Linked DNA regions of Homo sapiens: region 2 is linked to region 1. Evidence: chromatin loops called from intact Hi-C (ENCODE). Cell type or tissue: IMR-90. All regions are shown on one strand.

Region 1 (8,000 bases):
CATAACTTCGGAGAAGAATCCAGCCAGAGACAGCCAGACTTTGGGGGAAAATTACCTACCTACCCCATCCCCTTATCAGTTCCCCTTCCCACTGAGAGCCACTTTCACTGACAACAAAATCCACGTTTACCATTTTTCAATTTGTTCGTGTGACCTCATTTTTCCTGGACACCAGACAAGAGCTTGGGAGCCACCAGTGTGGATACAAAAGGCTGTCACACTGGCCCTTTACCCTTGCTGGCAGAGGACAGCTGTGGGCCCACTGGGCTGTTAACACTTAAGCTATCTGCTGATGGCAGAGCTAAAAGAGTACTGTAACATGCCCTTTGTGGCTTCAGGAGTCACAGGCACCCTGCCTGGATCCTGCCATAGGCCTGCATATGAAGTTCACTCCTGCCAGCACCCAAAAGCACTGGCTCCAGCTGCTGCACCTGCTCACCTGCATGCTCCCTCCCATGAGAGGTGGAATGTAGCAGGTCTGAGTCAGTTGAATCTGATCCCACCAGTGCTGAAATGGCTGGCCAGTTCCAGCCGTTGTGAACTCCAGCTCCTGCCTTGTTCAGTCACACACTGTCTCCCTGGAGTTGACAGCAGTGGGCTGAGTAAATGAGGCACCCCTGTCATGAGTCCCACAAAGGGGTCAGGGAAATATCCTGCTTCAATATCATCTGATTCACTCACTATAATATTTTTCACAATGACGATTCTATTCTATTTTCAAAGTATGATTCTCACAGGTTTTGTTAAATGTGGTGAGCACATATCCTTAGAGGACCAATGCTTTCGTAGACTTTATGCATAGAAGTGGCACATAGCAATATATTTAGGTGTAATAGATAATATCCAATGAAAACATATGCATTATCATTTATTGAGCATTTCTGTGTGTCTCTCAATATTCTAAACATTTTGATGTGCTAATTCATGTAATCTTCAAACAATGCCATGAGGTAATATCAAATTTTTTTTGGACTTGTGAAGTCACTGAAACTTAGCAAAGGTATGAAACTTGTTCAAGGTCCACATGTGATAGTGATAGAGCCCAAGTTCCAACCTGTTTCACCTGATTGCAGAGCCCACACTGTTAAACATGCTAATATACTGTCTTTCATTGGCATCAAAAATTATGACTTGAAACAGCCTATTTGCAATTGAAGACATGTCAGGTTATCTACATAGATGTATTTGCCAGGTTTTAGGGTTCAGACTCAAGCCAAGAGTTGGATAACCCAGGGTCTTTGTGCTTTAGGGACCTCAAGGGGGGGATCTCATTTAATATATAAATATATATAAATATATAAAATAAATATAACAAAAAAAGCAAGGAGAGTGGTATTTTAATTATTCTTTAATTTGTTACAACTAAATGCTGTGCTTTCCAAAACTTCATCTGAAGATCAAAACATACTCCTTCGTTCCAGAAGTTCTAACCAATAAAAAAGATTCTCTTGGGAGTAGAACTTTAGGAAATGGTAACTGTGCTGCCCTATCATTTATAATATAAAAGTTTGGCAACATTGAACTAAGTTAAATGTACCTGTGATTTGAAGACAAAGCCTTTCAAAGTTTTAGAGATATAGAGACATGTATCAGCTATCTTTTGTTGTGTAACAAACCACCCACAATTTTGTGGCTTAAAAGAATAAAATTATTTAGCTCATGGTTCTGTGAGTTGGCAATTTAGGTTGGGCTCAGCAGATTAGTTCTGCCAGTCCCTGCTGGTCTCACTCATGTGTCTCTCAATCAGTACATTAGCTGGAGTTGTCTGGGACTGGCTGGGTTTATGATGACCTCAGCATGGATGGTTGGAATGAGTGCCGTCACTCTCCATATAGTTTTTCATCTTTCAGTAGACTAGACTGAGCTTGTTCTCATAGTGGTCACAAAGTTGCAGAAAGTCAGTCTCCAATGTGAAAGCATATTTCAAGCATGTGCTCAGGTCAAATTTGCTATTGTTCCATTGGCCAAAGCAAGTCACATGGCCAATCCTATGTGTGGGGCATGACCATCCTAAGATGTGGCTATAGGGAGGCATGAAAAAATTGGAAGTCAAAGCAATAATCTATTACAAGATATAAATCCAAAGGTACAGATTTCTAAAGATGGATATTTTTTAAATATCTTAAAATAAAATTTTGATTACGCAAAACCAAATAATTTTAAATAATTATAAAGTATCAAATTTTGTAAGAAAACCAATGTTTTTCTACAGGGAACCATCTGATAAGTTTGAATTTTAAAAGATAGATACAAATGATAGAATATCATTATCAAGAATAAACTAAATGGGAGACATCTGTGAGAATAAAAATTTTTAAAAATAGAGGTTTGAAAAATGTATCAAGACAAACAGTGTTGTTTATTATCAGACAATCTTTTTGTGGTATTTTTTCATTCTTCATGTATGTTCTGAGCAAGGAAGAAGTGATAGGCCAAAGCTTGGAGCAGTTAGTGTTATGTTAGCAGATGGTCAGGAAAAGCAGAACTATTCCCTTTCTGTCGTGCTTCCATTTTCGCCATTAAAAAGAAAGAACTTTAAGCTGGAAAGGTTGGAATAAATGTGATTGAATAAAAAATGAACCCATATTTGCTGAAGAGTTGGTTTAGTGCTCAGATAACTACATGGGATAGTGATAGCAATTGCAGATGTGACTGTAGAATTTTTATTTGAAAACATATGTGACATAAATATGTGGAACAAGAATTTCCAAAAGATCAATGGTGACCATTTATAAAGCTGATATTCAAAAGGTCATGTATTCTACAGTCATTTCAATTTCAGAAATTTTACACTACCAAGTTTATCAGTCCTTTCTTGATTTTAGGAGAGAGTCATTTGGTCATTAATTCTCATTAATTTAATCAATATTAAGCAGTGGATGTAACAATGAATGTCTGTCTAGGGAAATTCCCATTTACTTAGGGAGACAGAAATGCAAATAAGCCACTATATTGCCCATGAAAGAATGCTGAGACCGGGCGCGGTGGCTCATGCCTGTAATCCCAGCCGAGGCGAGTGGATCACAAGGTCAGGAGATCGAGACCATCCTGGCTAACACGGTGAAACCCCGTCTCTACTAAAAGTACAAAAAATTAGCCGGGCGTCGTGGCGGGCGCCTGTAGTCCCAACTACTCGGGAGGCTGAGGCAGGAGAATGGCGGGAACCCGGGAGGCGGAGCTTGCAGTGAGCAGAGATCGCCCCACTGCACTCCAGCCTGGGCAACAGAGTGAGACTCCGTCTCAAAAAAAAAAAAAAAAAAAAAAAAAAAAGAATGCTGAAAGGAAGACATAGCATCTTGAAGGATGAGAAGGATTTGGCGAGGTGGGAGGTTGGTGGGTCAGAATGTGAAGGAAATAGAACTAGAGTGTACACAGAGAAAGCAGCTTGTAAAGAGATTCGGGTTACAGAGATCACTCGGATGCATCAATGTGGCTAGATATTAGGGAGGGATGAGGGAACTGTAGGAGACAAACCAAAAGCATATTTAATTTAAAGGCAGCAGAAGCATTTAATAAAAAGCATTATTTGCTAGTTATACATTTATTCCAAAGGAAAAGGGAAACTATACAACACGTTAATTTCCAGTATAGGTCTATTTCTGAGTTTCTAATGTGTTATATTGATCAATGCGTTCATATCTAAACAGATGATTAAACAAATCCCCAGAAAAGAAAGGCTCACTGGAACCCATCATGGTTCTTAGGGCATGTTTATAATTCTTTCTGCTAAAATTTCAGGTATAAAATTTGTAAATATGAGACAAACGGCCACTTGATTTTGGTAATAAATTTGACAAGAACTCACACTATCTTAGTAGACAAGATTAAGGCTAGGTAATTATATAGTTGGGTAGATGTATTGTGACTGGACAATTTATTAGAATCAGCCTTTTTGGTATCCATACTTAATCTTTTACCTTGTTGTTTTAATCAATAACTTGGATGAAGACACATGATTATAAATGTTTAAGTCATGCAAGCAATAGATAGTACATTGGAAAATCAGGTTCAAAGAACTGTGTTATGCTCTAAATAACAAGCTAAAATCGGAGATGAAAGTCCAAGATTTTGGTTACAATTTTTGATATGTCAACTAAATGTAATATGAGGATTCTATTTGGATCCTGATTTGACTAAACCAATTCTGAAAATAAATATTTAAGACAATACTGGAAAATTAAATATAGACTTGGCGTTAGATAATACTAACAAAATATTACAAATTTTTAAAGTATGATAGTGGGCCTTTCGGTTACATTTAAAAATAGTTCTTTCCGGGAACAGTGACTCATGCCTATAATCCTAGCATTTTGGGAGGCCAACGCGTTGGATTGCTTTAGCCCAGGCATTTGAGATCAGGCTGGGCAACAAAGTGAGATCTATCTACAAAAAATTTTTTTAAAAATTAGCCAGGTGTAGTGGTTTGCACCTGTACTCCCAGCTACTGAGAAGTCTGAGGCGGGAGGATCCCGTGAGCTCAGGAGTTTAAGATTGCAGTGAGCTAGGATCCTACCACTGCACTTCAGCCTGGGTGACAGAGCAAGACCTTGTCTCAAAAAATGAAATGGTTTTTATCTTCTAGCAATACATGAATATTTACAGGTAAATTATATGACTATGGTATTTGCTTTAAAATAGTACAGGAACAAACAAAAAAACATGGGAGGTAGATGGATGAAATACGTACACACAAAAAAAGATAATGTTGAATCTGAGTGATGGGGATGGTAGGGGAAATTAAGTTCCTGTTCTGGGGGCTGAATACTACCTACCCTTACCTCTGCCTCATGAATGGGATTAGTGTCCTTACAAAAGAGGTTCGAGGGAGCCCTTTTGCCCTTCCCCTTTTGCCTTTCAGCAAGGAGACGCTCACTGTGGATGGTATCCATCCAGAAAAGTGACTAGGCTACTTGCTTTCCAACCTCCTCTTCTCTAGAGGTGCAACCAAACTTCTATTTAGCCTGCCCTGTACAGGCCAGTGGTCTCCAGTTTTGATGATGTGTGTGTGCACATGGAGGTGTTGAGGGAGAAGGAGGGTCAGACAGGGATTAGAGCAGAGAAACAGACCAGTTTCTCATGTAGACTATTGATTACTTCAGCCGTGCAGGACACCTCCTTGTACAGCATGATCTGCTGTCCTGTTGACAAAATTATAAAACAAGCTCCTCCCTCTCTGTATTCTCGTCATGGGGATATTTCATGTGGGCAGTTGCAAGCCTTCTGGGACTACGTCTTTAGAAGTACTTACGCTTAATCCAGGTAACCAGCTGTCAAGGAGCGTACCTATCTGGCTGAATAACTCTCCATTTTATCATCTGTGATGATGTTTCTCAGGAGTCTTTAGGTAAAAGGAGCTACATGCTCATATTAATGTTTTCAAATAATGAGGTACTAATTTTATAAATAAGTGGCTCTGCTTCAGAAAAGTCAGCTACAGCTTACACCCTATAAAATAATCAAAAAAGGACAAGAACAGTCACAGTATTAAAGGAAGAGGCATAAATGTAGAGGAAGCAAGTGTAAGTGTGCTAAGGTAAGACAGAAAATATGTCGATGGTAGGGAAACCTAAAGGCAAGGTAGAGAAGTTTTCTGAAAATTACGGCTGAGAAACAAGCTTGGTAATTAAACCAACACTTAGTCAACTTATCTAATTATTGTGACATATAGCCAGATTCAGAACTGTTTTTAAAAATCAAGTTGTACATTTTGTAAATTCCTCTACAAATCAATAGGTAGGATCACACAGCAGAAAGCCCATCTAATCCAATGAAGGGGAAACTGGGGAATGGAGAGGTGAAGTGATAAAGTCACACAGTTAATTAGAGTAAAGACACAAATTAGGATCCAGATCTTTAAACTATTGATTATGTTTTTTCCCCAAACAGATTAATACAGACAAATAGCCACCTACAGAACTTCAAAGTTCTAGAAAGCCAGTAAGGCTTATCTCTTAGCTAATGGTGTTTGGAGTTCCATTTCATAGTTTCAGCCTATGGAGGACACTGGTAGGAGACTGCAACGTGGTTGAAAGAAGAGATAAAGATAATTCCACTTTCTCTTTCTTTGCCTTGAGTTGTCTCTTCAACAGAAGCTGATTGGTTTCAACTCTGGTCAGACAGACTCCACGATGGTTACAGCTCCTACCAGGGGGCTGAGGCTTCTGCAAGGTGGTCAAGTCCAGTGGCACTGCCCCCTGCCTTTGTCTCACCTCCCCAGACAATGGAAGCATCTTTTTGCAGTTGCTATTCTGAGATGTCTTACCGTCTTCCTTTGTTTTTTCAGTTCTTCTAGCACTCTCATTATTAGGTGTTCATAGTAAATTCCTTTCATTAAACTGCTCAGAATAGATTCTATTTTCTGGCTGAACCCTGCTACTCAAACCCTTCGCAAGTCCCAAAGTGTAAAGAAATTGATCTACCTTATGATCAATTTCATCAGAGTTACACACAAAGGAAACAAAATTTCATTTCCAAAATCTAAAAACAGTTGTCTTGACTAAGGTCTCAAAGAGGATGCAAAGGGATGAGGACACATTGCCTAGCATGCAACAAATTTTTTCTATAGTTTGTGACATTCACTTGCTCCCTCAAAACCTGTGTTGATTATGCTACCATCTTAAAGTTGAATGAAAAAGGTTTCCAAATACAATGACAAAACAAACTAAAAATCTATTATTTTATTGAGATTCATTGATGTTAAAGATTACATTTATATTTTCAACTGCAAAATAATTATAATTTGCAGTGAATAACAACCCTCAATGAATCAATTTCAAATATTTGGTCTCAAAATAAGTAATGATACAATAAAATTATTTACTTTTTATTAATAAAAAAGAAAAAAATGCTGGGATAAAACATAAAGATGGTAGATTTCAATCCCAATATACCAGTAATTACATTAAGAGGCTAAATATTCTAAATAATGATTTGTGTTGTTGGACTGTATAAATAAAACTTACCATATGCTGCTTTTAAAAGACATAATCATCAGAATCGAATAAATCTTGTAAAACATGTAGGTGCTCTACACTAAAATCTAGAAAACTTTATTGAGATAATTACCTAAGACCTACATTAATATATAGACACACCATATTCAATAATGAAAAATAATCTATATGATAGAGATGTCAATGCCCTCTAATCTGGAGAATGCTGCATGTTCTAATGTTGGCAAATAACTAGTGAGCTCGCTGTCAGGTCACCTCTGACCTGGTGGCACAGAACTCTAGCTATGGACGAATCTAAAGTCTTGAAATGCATGGTTTAGAAGTCTTTATAAAGTACCCTTTCTGGGGAAAAAGTAGGCAACTGAGAACAGAAAAGTGTCTTAGAAGGAAAAAAAAAAAACCCAACTGGCAGAAATTGGGACTTATAGAACAAATGGGTACAACAGAATCTGAATGTACCTCAACCCTTCTACTCCCCCACAAATGCCACATATTAAAGAAAACGCACCTCACTGCCCTGACAGAAGAGGGCGCTCATTTTTTGTTTGTTTGTTTATTTGTTTTTGAGATAGAGTCTCGCTCTGTTGCCCAGACTGGAGTGCAGTGGCGCTATCTCAGCTCACTGCAACCTCCACTTCCTGGTTTCAAGGGATTCTTCTGCCTCAGCCTGTCATGTAGCTGGGACTACAGGCACATGCCACCATGCCCAGCTAATTTTTGTAGTTTTAGTAGAGACAGGATTTTGCCATGTTGGCCAGGCTGATCTCAAACTCCTAACCTCAAGTGATACACCCGCCTCAGCCTCCCAAAGTGCTGGGATTACAGACGTGAGCTACCGTGCCCAGCTGAGGGCACTCTTACACTAAGAAACCTGTGAGCCATCCAAACCCTTTGCTGTTTTTTTTAATTGATGATCCAGTTAAATCCAGACATTTAAAGACAAGATAGGCAACATCCATATAAAGCAATTATAACAAGAACAAAGAAAATGGGAATTGTTCTTACCTGATGACCATGATCTAAAAAAAGAAACAGCAGAATAAAACT
Region 2 (8,000 bases), 60 kb after region 1:
ATTTACTATAGTCAATTATTAGGTACATTGTAAAACACATATCAAAAATAATAAAGGTTGGGACAAAAAAAAAACAAATCTTCATGGAAGTTCAAGTTAAACATTTTTCTCCTAAAGGTGCATATACTCTGACTTTGGAGATTCTTACCCTAGATCTGGAGCAGCAAACTTTTTCTGGGAAGATCCAAAGAGTTAATATTTTTAGCTTTCAGTCTCTGTTGCAAGTATACAACTCTGACTTTATAGTATGAAACCAGGCATAAGCAATAGGTTTAAAAATGAGCATGGCTGTATTTCAGAAAACTTTATAAAAACAAGTAGTGAGCCAGACTTGGACCAAGAGCCATTGTTTGCTGATTTCTGCTCTAGATTTTAGGGAAAATTGCAAATCCCATATTCACTCTCCTAGGGAATGTGAATTGCAGCATAAGAAGCCAGAGAAATATAAAAATCCCAATTTCCTATTTTGTTGTTGTTGTTGTTTGTTTGAGATGGAGTCCCATGCTGTCACCCAGGCTGGAGTGCAGTGGCCCAATTTCGGCTCACTGCAACTTCTGCCTCCCAGGTTCAAGGGATTCTCTTGCCTCAGTCACTGAGTATCTGGGATTACAGAGGCATACCACCACTCCCAGCTAATTTTTGTATTTCCAGTAGACACATGGTTTCACCATGTTGCCCAAGCTGATCTTGAACTCCTAACTTCAAGTGATCCACCCCCTCGGCCTCCCAAAGTGCTGGGATTACAGGTGTGAGCCACTGCACCCAGCCCCCACCCTTTTTTTTTTTTTCAATGGAGTACAAACAAACTTACTTTATGGATGAGGAAACTAAGGCCCAAAGAGATGACCTTCCCAATCATCCCAGCAAAGAAATATTGCTGTATATAATTGCAATTCATGCTTACTAACTAAATCTTATACTTGGTCATAAAACCATCACATTTAGTAACAACCAATTAAATTATTTTATTAATAAAGAAAACCCTGCCTCAGCAAATTATGATTTCCTATAGTTTTTTTTTCCTCAGGTTTTTCATTATTTCACTCAGAAAATATTGCATTTAGGGTTAAGAAAGATTAGCAGAATCACTTCTAACTAATTCAGTGAATAAAAAACTTAAAAAGATGGATTTTAAAAAACCCAGTCATTTGTTTTCAGGAAAGCCTCAAAAATTGACAAGAATTCAAATTACAAATGGAAAATATTCTCAAGAGTTTCATTTTAGTAACTGTACCTGGTGTTAATGATCCACATAGGTGTTGCTTAAAAATGAATGATCAATTTTTGCAAACAACATGCTTGCCAACAGAATGCGGAGGGCTTTCACACACACTGCTCTTAAGTCATGGTTAATTCATAGCCAAGGACACAACTAATGTGAGCAGTAAATAACATCTTGCCATGCAGGTCAGCAGATCAAGAAGGATGTTGTTACCCTGAAAGGGCTCAAGGACATCAGCTAGTGCCTCTTTATTTGTTCTGCTTCTGCATCTAGGACACAGCCTAGCACGGTATGGAGAGTTGACATTCGTGGAATGAATGAATGAACAGATGAAAATATGGGACTGCTGAAGAGGACTGAATTCTCTACAGAGATGTCTTAAAGTTGTTCTCATTGCTTTTACTTTTTAAATTTCTTCTATTTCATTGAGACTATTGAAGACAAAGCTGAGGAAGAATCTTGGGGAATGAATCTTTTGAATAGTGATCTGGTTCAACAGAAAAGGAACTGAAAGAGATAAAAAATTATTAGGCCAACATTCTATATCTTCTGGTAAAGAGTTTACAAATAAATAAAATTTACAAATGTTTTTTCACATTTTATAGTATCCTTTTAAAAACCCAAATTCGTTGTAAGAATCTGTCCAGACAAGAGAAGATTTCCAAATTTACTCTATCTTTAAAATGAAAACTATGCGACTTTGCTTTGCAACCCTATATAGCAAATTCCATGGGGATGGGAAAATAGAATTTATGAGGGATCCATCTCCAAACAGCTTATAGACATTCCTACTAAGGTGCCACCTTCCCATCCTTTGTCACCCAAGAAAATTCCTCAATGAGAACTGATTTTGAGTGGTTGGGAAGAGGAAAGGATTCCTCTTTCCTACCCCCAATCCCTCTACTTACTGGTAGTTTGTTAAAATTCCTTTTAACAAAGGACCAAAATTTTTGTTCCATAAAAATACTTAAAATGCAAATAACTCTGCAAGTGGGGGAAAAAAAAAAAAAAGAAAAACAAAGCTGTTGACTTAGATTCACACTAAGGGGTAAATAGCTTATCAGATCTTTTCCAGAGAGTAGGTTCTGATGGCTACAGGCTCCATGGAGAGAAAAAGGCACTGGGGAAAAGTAGAACAAGTGTTGCCTAATTTACATTTTTGCTTGAGGCTGGCCCTGTTTCTGAATTTAGTGCCTCTACCTGATCAATCCCCAGAGACTTGTTCCTATCATGTCTCCAGCTGCCATTCGCCTTCCTCCATCACCTGTGCCTCCCCTCCTCCTCTACCTGCCTGTTTTTATGCCACCAGCAGTCATTCAATTAAATGCAATTTCAGTTTTTCCCTGTCTGTCTCAACAAAGCCACTCCATATGGGATCAAATGCTAGATAAGAATCTTTTGAGATAACCGTGACCCAGCTGATTAGTAAAGGACTTCGGTCTTCCCTAAGATGGTGTATCACTGGTCAGCTCCTGAGATAGCAGCAGGAGGTTTATTGGAGAGTATGCTCAGAATCAGCACCCCTGAGAGACAGAGGGAAGTCATTGAGGGCAGGGAGAGAAGCTGAGCTACAGTATAGTTGCAGCAAAGGTCTCAGCCAATCCAACCTGGAGATCTAGAGCTGAGAGGGCCCTTCAGAGTTGTTCTGAATTGAGGCAGGAGAGCTGCACCTTTATAACCCTGCACTGACCAGCCACTGAATGTAGTTTGTGCCTGAAAAATGGGTATGATCTTGGGGCAAGACACTCTCTTCAGCCAAGCACAAATCCCAAAGAGGACAATCAGCTAAGGGGCATCAGCCATTAGCACTTCCAGCAGCTGGGAAAATAAGTGCCTCTTTCCTAGAGGGGGATCTTAGGTATCATGATATCCACTAAAATAAAGTTACTGTTCTTTTTAAGTGCAGGCTTTAAATTGGGGCTTAAAAGCAAAAATCACTCATTATTTTGTTAGAAACTTTACCAAGATCTCTTCTTCCTTGCAGAAAAACATGTCACCCATAGTAATGCACCCATGGCTTCCAAGTTGCCAATTCAACACACATGGATTAATCTGCATTTGCAACTGTCACATTCATGATAATTCATGCAGACTTCTGTCTGCTTCATTGTAAGTGTAGTCAGACACATGAATTAAAATATTTGGGATGGACACAGTGGCTCACGCCTGTAATCCTAGCACTTTGGGAGGCCGAGGCGGGCAGATCACGAGGTCAAGAGATCGAGACCATCCCAACCAACGTGGTGAAACCCTGTCTCTACTAAAAATACAAAAATTAGCCGGGCATGGTGGCACGCACCTGTAGTCTCAGCTACTTGGGAGCCTGAAGCAGGAGAATTCCTTGAATCTGGGAGGCGGAGGTTGCAGTGAGCCGAGATCACACCACTGCACTGCAGCCTGCCATAGAGCGAGACTCCGTCTCAAAAAATAATAATAAAATGAAATAAAATACATCTGAAATTTATATTATTATAAATTATTTTTCTATTCTCTTTAACATTGCAGTTAAGAATATGTGTATAGTAATATTTATACAAATTTTATTTCAGGAAAGTAAGGGAAACACGGCAAAATATTTTGTATGAAAAGAGATCATTAGATCTGAAAATGTAATTTAGGATGGAAGCTTGCCTTAGAGTAATTCTAAACCCTAGCTGCCACTTAAAAACACTTACGAAGCTATAAAATATCCTGATGCCCAGGTCATATGCAAGACCAAGTGAATCAGAACTTCTGGAGGCAAAACCGAGACATTATTATTTTTGAAACTCTTCAAGGAATTGCAATGAATAGATAAGATTGAAAAATCCATGTCCTGGGGCAGTGATTCTCAAAATTAAACGTGCATCACAAGCACCTTGTGATTGATCAGGCGCAGATAGCTGGGACCCACCTCCACAGCTTCTGATTCAATAGCTCTGGGATAGGGCTGAGAATTTTTCTTTCTAATCAGTTCCTGAGTGACGCTGATGCTGCTGGTCCAGGACCACCCTTTGAGAGGCAGGGTTCTAGAGGCTTTGCCTGCCTGAGCAGAGTCCCCTCGCCACATTTAGCAGCTTTTCCTTGTCCCTGGTATCACCCATAAAACATTTTGGAAAATCTTCCCCTTTGTCAGTTTTTGGAAAGACCCTTTCCCCTCTATGCAGCTATTTCCAAATGCCACATTTTTCTACCCTCTAAGGAGGAACCACCAGCCGTCAGGAAAGATAACCTCTAACTTCTTCCATAATTTTTTCATCTCCTTTTGTTTTGGATTTATTTGTCATTATAGACATGGTTTTACAAATTACAGAACTAAAAACACTCCTTCAAAACAACAACTTAATTGCTTTTGTTGTACAGTTCAATCCTAACATTTATGCTGTTGAGAACCAAATGCACTCACCGATGTCTTTTCACACTTGCTTTTTATCCTGAGATGGGCCAGATACAGCTGCTCTTCTCTATTATATAGCATTTTGCTGCCAGGTTCTAGAAGTACATTTGTTTTAACTCAAATCAAGCAAAGGCCATAAATAACACAAAGATGGGCAGGAGTAATTTGGCCACAACCCTCTCTTAGTTCCTCCTAAAATCAGAGTATTTCCCAGGAGGATTTAAGATAGGATTTGTTTATCCCCTACTTCCTGCAGTTGCTTCAGTGAGACAGAGAGGTTTCTGAAACTCCTATGAAGTCTCATACCTCAACCTCAAGCACTAAAGCTGATAAGGAAGTTGGGCGATTCAGATAAAAATTAACTTTCCCTTTTAAGAGAGGCTGAGGGAAAAACGGACAAAAAGTCCTCATTTTCTTTAGCAAAAGAAAAATAGTCACACAATTTTTCAGCTTGGCCAAGATTAATAACTCGTAATCTGAAGATATTGGCTTCTGTTGAAGTGAATATCAAGATTTATTGACCTGTGAAGTAAATATTAACAGAGGTGAAACTGAGGTTAATAACAAACCTCAGGGGATAATACATCTTCATATTTGCTAGTATAAAAAGTCAGCCCATATATTGCTCATGCATACATTCAAAAACCTCTTTAACCAAAAAGCTCTGGAAATCTCTTTGCTGTGACAGATTGCTTAAATATATGGCCGAATTTCTATTTGTATTAACATTCTCTGGCTGTACTAAGGCAGCCAGAAAAGCAAAACATTAATAGCTTCTTCTGAGGATCATCAGCAGCCAATCAAAAGGCAGTTGTTTATTTGCATATGAGACCTGATTGGAAGAGACTGATCCTAATCAGTATCTGATTCCCCTCAATCTCACTGATGTAGGCAGTATATTGATGTGATTACACTAGTATTCAGCCACCTAATAAGCCCATCTTTTCTCCACATACAAAATAAAATACTCTAAACTACGATTTTATACACATTGAAATAAATATGCTCATTGTCACCAGTGACAAATTTTATAAACGAATGTTAAGAAATTTTATTTTTTAAAGAATAAGAAGGCCAGGCGCAGTGGCTCACGCCTGTAATCCCAGCACTTTGGGAGGCCGAGATGGGCCGATCACAAGATCAGGAGATAGAGACCATCCTGGCCAATATGGTGAAACCCCGTCTGTACTAAAAATACAAAAAATTAGCTGGGTGTGGTGGCATGTGCCTGTAATCCCAGCTACTCGGGAGGCTGAAGCAGGAGAATCGCTTGAACCCGGGAGGCGGAGATTGCAATGAGCCCAGATCGGGCCAGTGCACTCCAGCCTGGCAACAGAGCGAGACTCTGTCTCAAAAAAAAAAAAAAAAAAGAATAAGAAATATGTTTCTTATTTCATACCTGAACAAAGGTATGAAAGGTATGAGATTTCTGGGCATTGGTGCCAGAGGAGCTGTTGGAATTCTAGTTCTAAGACTTTCTTTCTCTGTGACATCAGGCAAGTCACTTCACTGCTCTGTTCCTGAGTTTCCTCCATTGGAAAATGAAGATAACAATAGCACTTACCTCATAGGCTTGTTGCGTAGATTAAAGGAGTTAGGACATTCAAAGTGCCTTAGAGTGTGCTCAGAGCATACTAATGAATATATATTTGTTTGTTTGTTTTTTAAGTTATAGAGAAAAGGGTCTTTGAAGATCCTGTGGCCCCACAGTCTCAAATATTTGTGGGCATCTGTCCCTTAGTGTTCTCGTGGTTAGCCTTAACCATTGACTGTAAAGTGTTGATATTACTGATGTTTATTTAAATTTAAATTTAGTTGCCAACATTTAAAATTCAGGGGAATTCCATGTAAAATAATAAGAATGCACAGCTTTTCTCACAAAAATTTCAGAAGACACAACCACAGTTGGACTCGTATTCTCAGCGGCCAAGGAACAGGTGGCACTAAGGGGCAGCTGCCTGCTGCAGAGGGTGAGTGACTTTATTTTCACAGGTGTGAGCATGCTCTTTGCCAGTCTCTACCATTCTCCATTACTCCCTATACTGAGGCTGAGGGTCAACAGCCAAGTATTATCCCATTAACGCTGTTACTCTTCTTGTAGTAGAACAAAAAGTGAAGAGAAATTTATCCTCATACCCATGTCTCTTTCAAAAAGAGAAACAGAAACAAAGACAGAGAGGCCCATGCTTCAAGAAAGATGTGAGCCAGACATGCTTGTTTAGACCATAAAGAGGATTTCTGAGTTTAATATACCAACAAAGTGCATCTGTAGAGAGAAGAATACAACTTAAGCCTCCATTAGGAAAACAAACCATGAGAAGAACCATGACTGGTATGTGGAAAAGATGCCTGATGAAAAGCTTAATGATCTGTAAAAGAGACTGGAATTTTAACACAGTTGATTTTGTGAATGTGAAACAAGTGAGTGGTGGTGCTGTGATATGCAGTGATGTACATTTTATACATTTACGTCACCTGCTCCCTGCATGTAGGTATTTGTATTTCTGATCCCTAATCTAAACTAAAGTATTATTATATAGATGAAGAAACTAAAGCCAGAGAAGTTAAGGGAGTTGACTAATTGTAGCATACTAATTAGAGGCAGAGGTGACATTTAACCTGGGTCCCTTGGCTTCATTCCATGTCCTTTCTATTACTCAAATACAAATACAAATAGCTTCCACTGTGACTTCATGATGATACTCACTTTGATGATACTCAAAGTGAATACACACCCTCAGGTGAATTGAATCTCACCCTTCACATCTTATGAGACCATAGAAGGATTTAAATTCTCTCAGCCTTAACTCTCCAGTTAGAAAACACTAATCCTAGTGCTAGAATTATAATTGTTCAAAATGTTTTCAAGCTGGAATAAAATATTTGATCTACTGGTTCCTGTGTCAACAGACCACTATAATCAAAGTATGAACACTTACCCAAGTCCTTTATTGGCAGAATAAAAATATTAAGAGTGGAAATATAAAACAAACGCTTAAACAGTAAATATGACATCTCATCTGTTGCCAGAGATTTCTTCACTTTCTTGTCTCAATACAGTAGAAAAAATTTTCATTTCTTTTGAAGAAAATGCAGCATTGTTCGATATCTTACTTAATCTTAGCCAACTCTCGGATTCACTCTGATTTTATTGTATTATCTCATTCTCCCAATTCTGTGAGCCCACTGGTCAGACACCTTTAGAAAGACGGCATGAGACATGACTAGAAATATAAAATAAAAGCTGGGAAACACCTTAAAAACCACCATGAAACTATGGCTTCTCATACAGACTGACATGCAATTTATTAAAAAGAAAGGCAACAATATTAATATCTATGATCACTTGCCCAAATGCTTTTGTTTTCTATGCCTTTGCTGCTCCTCCTTCAGCCAATGGCT

The links. Hi-C counts contacts between places; a loop is a spot of excess contacts. Peaks named below come from ENCODE experiments on the same cell type or tissue, not always from the same donor. Only the 100,000 strongest peaks of a DNase experiment are listed, where the experiment ranks them.
Region 2: it touches region 1 in a loop (2.8-fold over the local background); 2 of 110 quality-filtered maps call a loop at or near these places.

Annotation. Positions count from the first base shown.
Region 1 is chr3:30,920,663-30,928,662 of GRCh38, forward strand. No RefSeq gene overlaps it. Among named protein-coding and RNA genes, the nearest start is that of GADL1, 30 kb to the left of the region's middle. In IMR-90, no CTCF peak of the experiment used is centred here; no DNase peak of the experiment used is centred here; H3K27ac peaks cover 205 bases.
Region 2 is chr3:30,980,197-30,988,196 of GRCh38, forward strand. No RefSeq gene overlaps it. Among named protein-coding and RNA genes, the nearest start is that of GADL1, 90 kb to the left of the region's middle. In IMR-90, no CTCF peak of the experiment used is centred here; no DNase peak of the experiment used is centred here.